Linked DNA regions of Mus musculus: region 2 is linked to region 1. Evidence: chromatin loops called from intact Hi-C (ENCODE). Cell type or tissue: left cerebral cortex. All regions are shown on one strand. Links, peaks and the distances in the headings refer to the core of each region. The heading gives the core; the rest is flanking DNA. Region 1 holds the start of Gm33616 (a long non-coding RNA gene). Region 2 overlaps Wdr82 (WD repeat domain containing 82).

Evidence for each region. A loop is a pair of places that touch in the nucleus more often than their neighbours do. Peaks named below come from ENCODE experiments on the same cell type or tissue, not always from the same donor. Only the 100,000 strongest peaks of a DNase experiment are listed, where the experiment ranks them.
Region 2: a loop joins it to region 1, with 3.0 times the contacts of the local background. A loop is called at or near these places in 11 of 42 quality-filtered maps.

Annotation. Positions count from the first base shown.
Region 1 is chr9:106,419,005-106,424,380 of GRCm38, reverse strand. Gm33616 (a long non-coding RNA gene) reads left to right here and starts at 2,877. Exons shown (of 3, transcript XR_001779299.2): 1 at 2,877-3,095. In left cerebral cortex, for the core only: CTCF peaks have their summits at 2,363 (motif pointing right) and 3,944 (motif pointing left); DNase peaks (open chromatin) are centred at 2,402 and 3,077; H3K4me3 peaks cover 467 bases; H3K27ac peaks cover 1,384 bases.
Region 2 is chr9:106,171,067-106,176,442 of GRCm38, reverse strand. It overlaps Wdr82 (WD repeat domain containing 82), which reads right to left. Exons shown (of 9, transcript NM_029896.1): 1 at 5,064-5,376. The coding sequence starts at 5,224. Among named protein-coding and RNA genes, the nearest start is that of Wdr82, 2.8 kb to the right of the region's middle. In left cerebral cortex, for the core only: a CTCF peak has its summit at 3,013 (motif pointing right); DNase peaks (open chromatin) are centred at 3,739, 4,662 and 5,009; H3K4me3 peaks cover 3,046 bases; H3K27ac peaks cover 1,777 bases.

The DNA.
Region 1 (5,376 bases), core at 299-5,298:
TAAGAATAGTTTTCTTTCTAGCAACAGTACAACAGTTTATTCTTTTATTCTCTACTCCTGTATATCTTCTTCATAAGGGACATGTTACTGGGAACCCTTTTGTCATTCAACAAGTTACATCTTGTCACAATGTGTCCACATCTTTGTCATGAAAACTTTCTGTAACAGGTCTGGTGGGCTGGCTCAGCTGTTAAAGAGGGCACCTGCCGCTCTTGCAGAGACCCTGTTCCCAGCACCGACATTACAACCATCAGTAATTCCAGTTCCAGGGAATCCTATGACCTCTCTTGACTCCTGCAGGTACCAGACATGCACATGGCAATTCTGGAGTGCATGGTGTAGGTTAGTGGTAGAGCACTGGCTTAGAACATGCAGGGGCCGCAGAGTTCTATTCCCATTTATAATATATAAATACATCGGTAAATTGTTCTAAGATACCGAAGGAGCTTCAGGCACAGAGACAGCAATGAAGAATACTGCCCTTCCTCCAGGGCCTTCCATTCTCTCTGTGTCTTCTGTGGTTTCCTCTTTTGTTTATTTGTATTTTTTTAAAGATTTATTTATTATTATATCTAAGCACACTGTAGCTGTCTTCAGATGCACCAGAAAAGGGTGTCAGATCTCATTACGGATGGTTGTGAGCCACCATGTGGTTGCTGGGATTTGAACTCAGGACCTTCGGAAGAGCAGTCAGTGCTCTTAACCATCTCTCCAGCCCTCTTGTTTGTATTTTTGAGACAGGGTCTATGTAGCCCCATCTGGCTTTGAACTCAATATTTAGACTAGACTGACCTCAAACTCACAAGAGCTCTGCCTCTGCCTCCCAAGGGCTGAGATTTTAAAGAGCGCGCCATCTTGCTCAGCACTGCCTTTGAGGAAGTGGTTCTCGCCTTGACTCCAGCCTGCGTCAGGTCTTGTCCTTGACAAGAGCCTCTTGCCTTTCTCTGAACTATATAGTCTTCACGCTGAACTCAGCAGCGCAGGGGTCTGTTTGTCTCATCTTTGACGTAAGACAGAGAGGGATTAAAGCAAGGTGCAACAAGTCCAAGACAAACTCGGACTGAACAATCCTCCTCGTGCCGTCTTTCTAAACCATCCAGCCTTCTTTGGCCTTTTCAGATCCACACCTCAATCTAAGTGAGATTCAGAGGAGCCAGCTCAGCAAAGTAACATGTTAGCAGCATGTTTCATAGTACTGTGTGTATGTGGGGACCTGACATAAGGTTGAAGAATTAAATGCACACATTTTAAAAATGCAAGGTCTTTTTTTTGGTTGGGAGATTATTAATGACTGCTTCTATTTCTTTAGGGGATATAGGACTGTTTAGGTCATTAATCTGATCCTGATTTAACTTTGGTACCTGGTATCTGTCTAGAAATTTGTCCATTTCATCCAGGCTTTCCAGTTTTGTTGAGTACAGCCTTTTGTAGAAGGATCTGATGGTGTTTTGGATTTCTTCAGGATCTGTTGTTATGTCTCCCTTTTCATTCCTGATTTTGCTAATTAGGATGCTGTCCCTGTGCCCTCTAGTGAGTCTGGCTAAGGGTTTATCTATCTTGTTGATTTTCTCAAAGAACCAGCTCCTGGTTTGGTTGATTCTTTGAATAGTTCTTTTTGTTTCCTCTTGGTTGATTTCTCCCCTGAGTTTGCTTATTTTCCTGCCATCTACTCCTCTTGAGTGAATTTGCTTCCTTTTGTTCTAGAGCTTTTAGGTGTGCTGTCAAGTACCCCCAGAGCTTGTGTCTCTAGCTGCATATGTAGCAGAAGATGTCCTAGTCCGGCCATCATTGAGAAGAGAGGCCCCTTGGTCTTGCAAACTTTATATGCCCAAGTACAGGGGAAACACCAAGAAGTGGGAGTGGATGGATAGGGATGGGGGGGGGAGGGTATAGGGGGCTTTCAGGATAACATTTGAAATGTAAATGAAGTAAATACCTAATAAAAAATTGGGAAAAAATGCAAGGTCCTCTTTGACTGCATGAAGGATTCCAGGTCACCTTGGGGTAGGAGAGACCCTGACCCCACCCCACTCCCATTGTTTTCAAGCCACTGTCTGCTCACAGATATAGTGAGTGCCCTAATACAAGAGATATGCTAACAGTCATGAAGACTGGAGGCAAACAAAACAACAGGGAATGAAGGGTTAAAAAAATACAGCTCTTAAATTTACTTCCTGCCAAGGGTTTTCAAAGTCTCTCGGGGAAAGATGTGCTGTGTGAAACATTATCCCAGGTTCAGGCTCTGTTAGTTCCAGTAGAAGTGGGAGGTGTAGCCCAGTATATTGCTAGGTCCTAACAGACCACCTTTAGCTCCAAGTTGATTGCCCCTCTAGGACTAAGGTATTCCACGTGGGGAATGTGAGATTGTCCACAAGGGGGCAGTATGGGATCATAGACGAAGTTCAGCTGCAGCGGGCAAGCAGGCCAACTAATGGCAGCTCTGCTCCCTCCCTTGGGAAGATCCCACACCCATCCACCCAGCAGCCAGCAGATTCCCTTCTGACAGACAGATCTGCAGATACAGCCTGAGGACTTTAGGTTGGTTCCGATCACCCTGGACTAACGACTCCTATATCTTTCCCCGGAGAAGAAAAGGCCAATCCCTGGGCAGCGCTGGGCACAGCTCTGGGCCACTTTCAGGTTTCCCAAAGCCAAGTCTTCCAGTGGTTAAAGGGACAGACTTCAATACTTACGTTTAAATTCTGACTTCCACGGGCTAGAAGAGCATTTCCCCTCACTGAACCTCGGTTGGCAGCACCCAACACTGAATGAGCAGGAAGCTGTCCAGCACCCAGGCTAGAGGCTGAGGGTCGGCTCTAGATGTAGCACAGCGGCTGGGGTCAACCTGATGCCCTGGGCACCCACATCACGGCGGGGTAAACAGGGTCCTTCTGGAGAGCTTATGGTCTAGGTACACACTAGGATCCAGGGGTTTGTTTTCCTTGAGGCCATGCAAGAATACCAATGACATCCAGGTGACATAAAAGTCCCTGGCTTCTCTGACCAATGATTTACTTGGAATGTCAGGAGTCTGGAGTAGGGGTGGCTTTTCTGCTCCGACTCTCCTTGCAACCTTCAGCGGGCCCATAAAGGAGGTATGTGTTATGTGTGTCCGGGGGAGGGGGACAGGCTCCCACCAGCTCAAGTCAGGGCTGGGTTGTTGCTCTGGGAAGATGGGCTGGCAGGTGAGAACCAAGCTCGCTCAGAGTTAGAAACTGAGCAGAGGGGAGGGCGGGAGGGGAGGAATGGATGGATGAGGTGAGCTCAGCAAGACAGGGCAAATCCCCGAAGTGGCTCCCCTCTCCCACCTCCAGACACAAAAGGAGGGTAAGGCGACTCTTTTTTTTTTTTTAAAACAAAGAGTGTCAGGACAGGAAGACTGAAGCTCTGAAGCTGCAAGCTGAGAGGGACACCCCTCTCCTTTCCCTCCCCAGCAGCCTCCACTGACCCCAGCAATGCCGTTGCCTTGACAACCACAACCCCCTTCCAGTTCCCCTTTCTCCTGTAACCCCTTCTTGTCTGGATTCCCATCTCATCTTCTCCCCCCCTCCATCCACCTCCCTAGCCCAGGCTAAAGAGGGGCCCCCGGGGGGGGGGTAGGAGAGGGAGGACTCTGTTCACCAAGCAGCCCTGGGGTTAAAGCTTTGACTGCCTCCCTGGACCTCCCCTCCCTGGGGATCATCTGGAAGGCTCTTGGAAGGGGAGAGAGGGCAGGATGATGTGACCTTTCAAAGAATTCCTCTGAATGGATGATGGGACTATCAAGGCCCAAAGACTAAAAGCTTCAACTCTCTGAGCTCCAGCCCTCTTGCCTGAGGCTGTGACTCGGGAGCCTCCCTTGCCAAATTTAGGAAACCGATCCGAAGCAGGGGCCTGAAGATCAACAGCTCAGCAGCTAAGAGCACTGGCTGGTCTTCCAAATGTCCTGAGTTCAATTCCCAGCAACCACATGGTGGCTCACAACACAACCATCTGTAATGGGATCCTATGCCCTCTTCCGGTGTGTCTGAAGAAAGCAATAGCATATATTTTATATGTATATGTATATATACATATATATATATATATATATACACATACACACACACACACACATATATATATATGTGTGTGTGTATATATACATTTAAAAAAAAAACAGGCCTTATAGGTGGGGAAGATGAGACAGGGAAGGAGGTAGTTCTAGAGGCTGATTAGCGGGAGATCTGCAGGGATGCCCCTGAACTCCTCATGTGTCCCCTAAAAAAGGGGATGTGGCAGTGAGCGCTGGGACTCCCATCCCAGCACTGGGTAGGACACTCAACCAACTATCCAGGGAATGCTAAACCTTCCCACTTGCCTCAAGCTGGGGAAATTCTTGTGACACTGTAGGTACAAAGGGACCCTCAGGTGCCACCTGGCAGATTTGTAAGGCTTAAGTCCCAAACTCATGTCTGACTGGCAAAGCACTACTACCATCACCAAGTGGCTGGAGGCTGTGGAACAGGGCACCCAGAGTGGAGAGGTCGGGCAGAGAGGGAGCAGGAGATGGAGAAGAGGCCTGGGAGCCCCCTTGTGAAAAGGCAGGTCTGTGGAGTCAGACAGAGGGAGGAAGGCGTAGCAGGGTGGACAGAACAAAGGCCAGGTGCTCCCTACAGTCCTCCCAGCTGATCCAGACTTCTTCAATCCGTTACTGCATTTTTGAAACTCTAGAAAGCTGGCAGTGTGTGTGTGTGTGTGTGTGTGTGTGTGTGTGTGTGTGTGTGTGTTTCTCTGGGAAGCTTTGCATGGTTATGATCGGACCTTGCTACACTCACTGGGACTTTTTGATTATTCTATAATGCAATTAAGACTGAAGTTCAGGAAAGCGAACTGAACTTTTTCTCCCCCATCAAACTACTCCTGGACACTCTCCTGGGCTTGAACTCTAAGGACAGCTTGAGGAAGGAAGTTGATGCCTTCTCTGTAAATGGCAATCAGGTAGAGCGAGCCAAGGCAGCAGTGGCAGCTGGGAGATGTAGAGTCCTCTCATCCCCAAGATGTCCTCCCCCCCATTCCTGTCATTAGGAAATTCTATGCATTCTCATGCACTCTCACATTGCCAGCATCCTTCTCCAGTAGCAAATATCTGACCCCACTGTGGGGGCTTGTGGTGAGGTCTCAGGATCAACTCATTCCAAGCATCTTCAGGACCCTGACTCAGTGACTTGCTCACACGGGTGCTCTCTAACCCTGGTTAATCCCTGTCCCTTATGCTTGACAGTTACTTTGGCCTCTGCCTCTTGGTAACTCTTCAAGACCAGGAGCTGGCAGCCAGAGTCAGCGCCTTCTCATCCTTTCTGATAGTTCACCCAAAAGACAAAGGGTGACTTGAGCCCTACATGGTGTTATGTACCT
Region 2 (5,376 bases), core at 317-5,316, 250 kb after region 1:
CTCCAGCGCCCATCTCTTGAAAAGAGAAATCAACTCTAACAGCTACTGAAGAATAGTCTTTCATTTGTGAACCCCAAAGCCCAGGTTTGGAAATAAAATATAGAATATTAATTCAGTCCTTTACTACAATATTCAAAGGGGGAGAGGATCTCGAGGGAGGGTCTTACCTGCCTGCTAAGTCATTATGTGGTTGAGGATGGCTTTGAACTCATGACCCTCCTGCTTGGGCTTCTCTAGTGCTAGAATTATGAGAGTGAGCTACCATACCTGGCTTCAAATATAAACTTTGGGAAGACTATCTACTTGAGAAAAAAGTACACAAACTATCACAAACCAAGAATCACAACAGAGGGATAGGAGAGTACCTCAGAGCCAGTAACCTTTCCTAAGCCATTCACTTAGCAAGCACTTTCTTAAGGCAATGATTTATCACGATTGAAACCAGATGCAACCCTGCTTATGTTTCTAACATAACTTGCTCTAGAAGATGTCTAATTTTCTTACACAGAGTAGAAAGTAGCAGCAAGCCTACCTCTCCAACAAAACTACTGGATGGTTCCTTTTGCTTTTACTTTCATGTAAATGTGTGTGTTTCCAACCCAAAGTTCAAAACAAAACTTCTTCGTGCAAGTCCCTTAAATGCAAATCTTGATCAGATAAATGGGCTCTCAGGAAAATCTACAACCAAACTTCCTGCTGCAGGCTATTTAAAGTAGGCAATTTTTTTTTAACTCAAATATCTCTAGAAAACAATTTAAAGTAATATTTTTTTATTTTTGTTTTACAAGATAAGCTTTCTCTATGTAGATCAGGCTGTCTTCAGGTTTACAGCTATCTGCCTGTATCTGCTCCCTGAGTGCTGGGAGGCGGAGGCAGGCAGCCATGCCCAGCTTTAGAAAACAAAATTGGAACGACAGAGTGCTCCATTTGAACCAGGCCAGAAAATAAGAAAATCTTTTAAAGTGTTTTATACATTTATATTTTAGAAGAATTTTAAGCTAGACATGGTGGCTCACATCTGTAATTCCAGTCAGAACTCTAAAGGCTATGGCAGGAGGACCACTACAAATTCAAGGCTAGTCCCAACTACAGAATGAGACCCTGTGAGACCCTGTCACAAAGTGTCCCTCCCAGGAATATTGTAGTAAAAGATTGACTAGTGTACTACTAGTCACCAAGGGTTTGAATTTATGCAAAAGAATGTTTATCTTCTCAATGTCATATTATTTTGGAACCATATTATTTTGGTCGAGCAATCAGATGATCCAGGCTGCCTACAAGTCAATTTCTGTACTTTCAATTGTTAAGGTCAGAGAGGGTGAGGCCTTCTGCTTCATGAAACCTATTCTGAACAAGAGTTCTTTATTGTACTATACTTTCTATATGCCTGCCGTTTGTGAAATCAAATACCATCAGGTCCAGTCTACTTTCTGAAGCTCTGCTCTGCAGTCAGTACTTAGTAAGTACTTACTGAGTACTAGGTCCAGTCTACTGTCTGAAGCTCTGAGGTTAGTACTAGGTAAGTACTGACTGAGTGAGGCTGAGCATGCTGACTTTGCATCTATCAGTGGTAAAAGCGAATCCTAGTATTTCAGCCCATTTACAGTAGAAGACAGGGCTGGGATATGACTTAGTCACAGAAGGCTTGCTAGCATGCATGGAGCCCTGGACTCTATCTTCAACCCTTCAAGTAAACAGTACACTAAAGCATGTGGTATTAAAAAAAACCTGGGTTCCATTAAGATATGGTCTGTATGTCTTACATCCAAAAAAAAAATCCAAGCAAAACAAAAAAGCATTAACAGATGTGTCTTAATGAAAACTAATTCAGTTTTACTTTGAAAGTAAGAGTCTGACATCAACAATGGATATATTTTTTTATGTGAACTTTCCAAGTATTTTGGCAAGCTTCTTTAAAACTATGATTCTGGAGGCAGATATGAATAAAGAAAATAATAGTAAAGCCAGCTGCTGGTGGTGGGATACATGTGTATAATCCAGCACTTGGGATCAGGAGTTCAAGGCCAACCTTGGACACATAAGAGTTAGCCTGGACTACATGAGACTACTGTCTTAAGGCAAACTAAACATATGTGCGCATGTGCACGTGTGTGTGTGTGTGTGTGTGTGTGTGTGTTCATAGACAGAAAAAATTTGAAATATTTTACCAATCAAAAGCAATACCCCCTATATATTCCTTCAAGTCGAAGGAAGGGATGAGCCACATTCTAACATTTAATGGACAAACAAAACCAAAGCCCTTCACAACCTCTTCCTGGGCAGGTGAGCTGGTTAGATGGAGGCTAAGGGCACTTGCCGCCAAGCTCAATAATCACAGTTCACCCCCTGGGCTCCCAGGAAGGGAGGAAAGCAGCCAATCCTGCACGCTGTCTTCTACCTATACATGCACAGCAAGCTCACACACAGCTAAAACGTACACAGAGAACGTGTGCATGAAAAACTACTTTCAATAAAAAAAAAAAAATCCTTTTAAGCCAAGACTGAGGCCAGAGGATTGCTGTTGGAAGCCAACCAGCACTATAGCTACAGACAAAGTTCCACTGTGGGGTGTAGTATCTTAAAAACAACAAACAAAAATCAGCTGTGTTTTAGCTATTTTCAAATACCCAAATTCTACTACTGGTATTATCTAATAAAGATGTTACTTCCAAAGAAACAGTTATTTTCTTCTACTGTTGGAATTATTGGATTATTCTTCTATACATATATATTTTTACATTTACTGATTTTATGTATATGAGCATTTTGTCTGCTTGCTTGTATATATGGGCACCCTATGCAGGTCTGATGCACATGGAATCCAGAAGAGAACATCAGATCCCCTGCAACTGGAGTTAAATGTAATTGTGAGCCTCCACGTGGGTGCTGCTGATTAACCTAGGTTCTCTGCAAAATTAACATGCGCTCTTAACCACATGTTAGCCATCTCTCTAGCTCCTGGACTTTTTTCCCCCCACAAACTTCTCTCTTTATGAAGACTTCTTTATGTTATTTATAGGAGTACCCTTGTAGCTGACTTCAGACACACCAGAAGAGGGCATTGGATCCCATTATAGATGGTTGTGAGCCACCATGTGGTTGCTGGGAATTGAACTCAGGACCTGTGGAAGAGGTGCTCTTAACAGCTGAGCCATCTCTCAAGAAATCAGAATTAGGGGTCAAATCCCCTGGAACTAGTTACAGATGGTTACAAGGTGTAGGAGTCCACTTGTTCCTCTCTAAGAGCAAGTGCCTGTAGCCATCTCCAGCCCTTACATTTCCTTTTTGGGACAGCTGTTCAAGCTGCCTTGGATTCGCACCCCCAGCTCCCAAGCGCTGAAATTATAGGCACTGCTGGACACGTTCTTTTTTCAAGAAAGTTCTTTGGAGCATTGTAACTTTCTGTAAGTTTGTAATCATGTAAAAAGGTTACATGCCTGAATAAACATTTTTTTCAGTCTTAGTGTTTTATTCCTTTGAATAGGATATGCATTTCCATTACAGATTTGGGGGGGAGATTCTAAGCTATGTATTGCACCAAACATGTCAGACAAACCAATTTCAAATTACTTGTAGTTCCAAACAGAATCAAATAGTCAGACCAGTGTATGATAATAATCAATACACAAATATGAACATCAATTCAAATAACTATTTGTCCAGTTAGTAATTTTCTCTTCCCCAGGATCACCACTGTAGGAAACTCTCCCACATACAGCAAGCTCAAGTCCAACGACAGTTACGTAATACTTTGTTGGAGCTCCAGCGAGGAAACCCATCAAGGACAATATCATATACAGCTCATTCTACAATAGCTTTACTTTAGATAAACTCAGAGACAAGTTCCAAAAGAAAACTATTATTTGAAAAAAATAATAAACAAAGAGAACAGCTGCAAAAAGGAGAGAAAAAGCCAAGGATTCAAAAACAGGTAACTTTAACATAATGTCGAAAACAGTAGCTATTAAACTAAACACCTCCTGCTTAGGAAGGAAGCTGAAGTTGACAAAGGGAATCAAATTTAGCCTAAACTAGTTTCTGCTACAAAAGAGGTCACTGCTTACTTATCGAGGATTTGAACTTCCAGAGATGAGACAGGCAATGTCTTCCTCACACCCAGGCTATGAAAACGGCAAAGATACACAAGTTCTCCAACTAACATAATTTCCATAACCAGTTCCAGAATTCCAAAACTTTGATAACTATAAGCAAACCACAATCTGGCGGTTATTGTTTTTTGTTTTTTAACTGTTTTGAGTCAGGGTCTCTCTGCTATGAAGTCCAGAACTCAGGGTCTGACTGCCTCTATCGCCCAAATGCTGAGATTACTGGCTAAGCGGCCAAACTTGGGTTTTTTTTGTAATGCAAAAGGAAACACTAAATTGTTCCGGAATGCTTTCTTTGTTTTAAAGAGAGCTCACATTCTGACCAGAATGGGGCGGCCAAGTTCTCAGGAGTCTGGCAAAGAAAAGTTTCCAAGAGTCTGTTTAGTAAGTTAACTGTAAGCCTGGGTATTGGTACTGGGAAAGGACAGCAAGCTCACATGGGCACAATCGATAAATCCTGACAGCTTAAAAACTGCATCCCGCGGGGCTTGATTGCAGAAAAGCCGCGCGGGAAGCTGAGGGGTAGGGGGCGGGCACCGTGCCAGGGCTGAATCCAGGTCACTGCTGTGAAGGCAGAGAGCTGGACGCCACTGATGGACAGAACACAGCTCCTGCCGTTCTGCATCGAGCTCAGAGTCCACCCGCACATTCTGACAGTCGCCAGGGGAGTGGAAAGGGCTATCCGTCCGGCTGCAGGGTGCAGGGACATGGCGTTTAAAGGTCAAGGTCAAGGTGGGGTTTGGCAAGCGGGAAAAGCGCGCTCGGAAGAGAGCAAAGACACATGAACTAAGAACCATCATCATCTTAAAGAGGATCTCCTGCAGCACTGCGGGATGGAGGTGGCCCTGGCAAGAGCGCCTGCACCACATGCCTGGGGTTGGGGGTGGGGGCTCAGTCGGGGACCAGCGACAGAGGGAAGGAGAGGGGCACTTGGAACTCGGCCACTATCACACTCACTTGCCCTCCTGGCAGTCATAGAGCACGATGGAGTCATCATCGCTGCTAGAGATGACCGTCTCGCCATTGGGACTAAAGTCAAAGCAGTTGATCTTGTCTGAGTTCTCGCGGAACACCTTGGCGACGCGGAAGCTCCGGAGCACGCTGTCGGTCAGCTTCATGGCGGCGGCGGCTGCTGCTGCTGAAGGCAGCGGCGGCGCAGGGCCGGGGCGGGGCCGAGAGGCGAGCGATCGGGCGGGCTGCTCAGGGCCAACCCCGGCGGTGCGGGCGCCGCGCTGGAGACGAACCGAAGGACGGCTGACAGTGGGGCTGC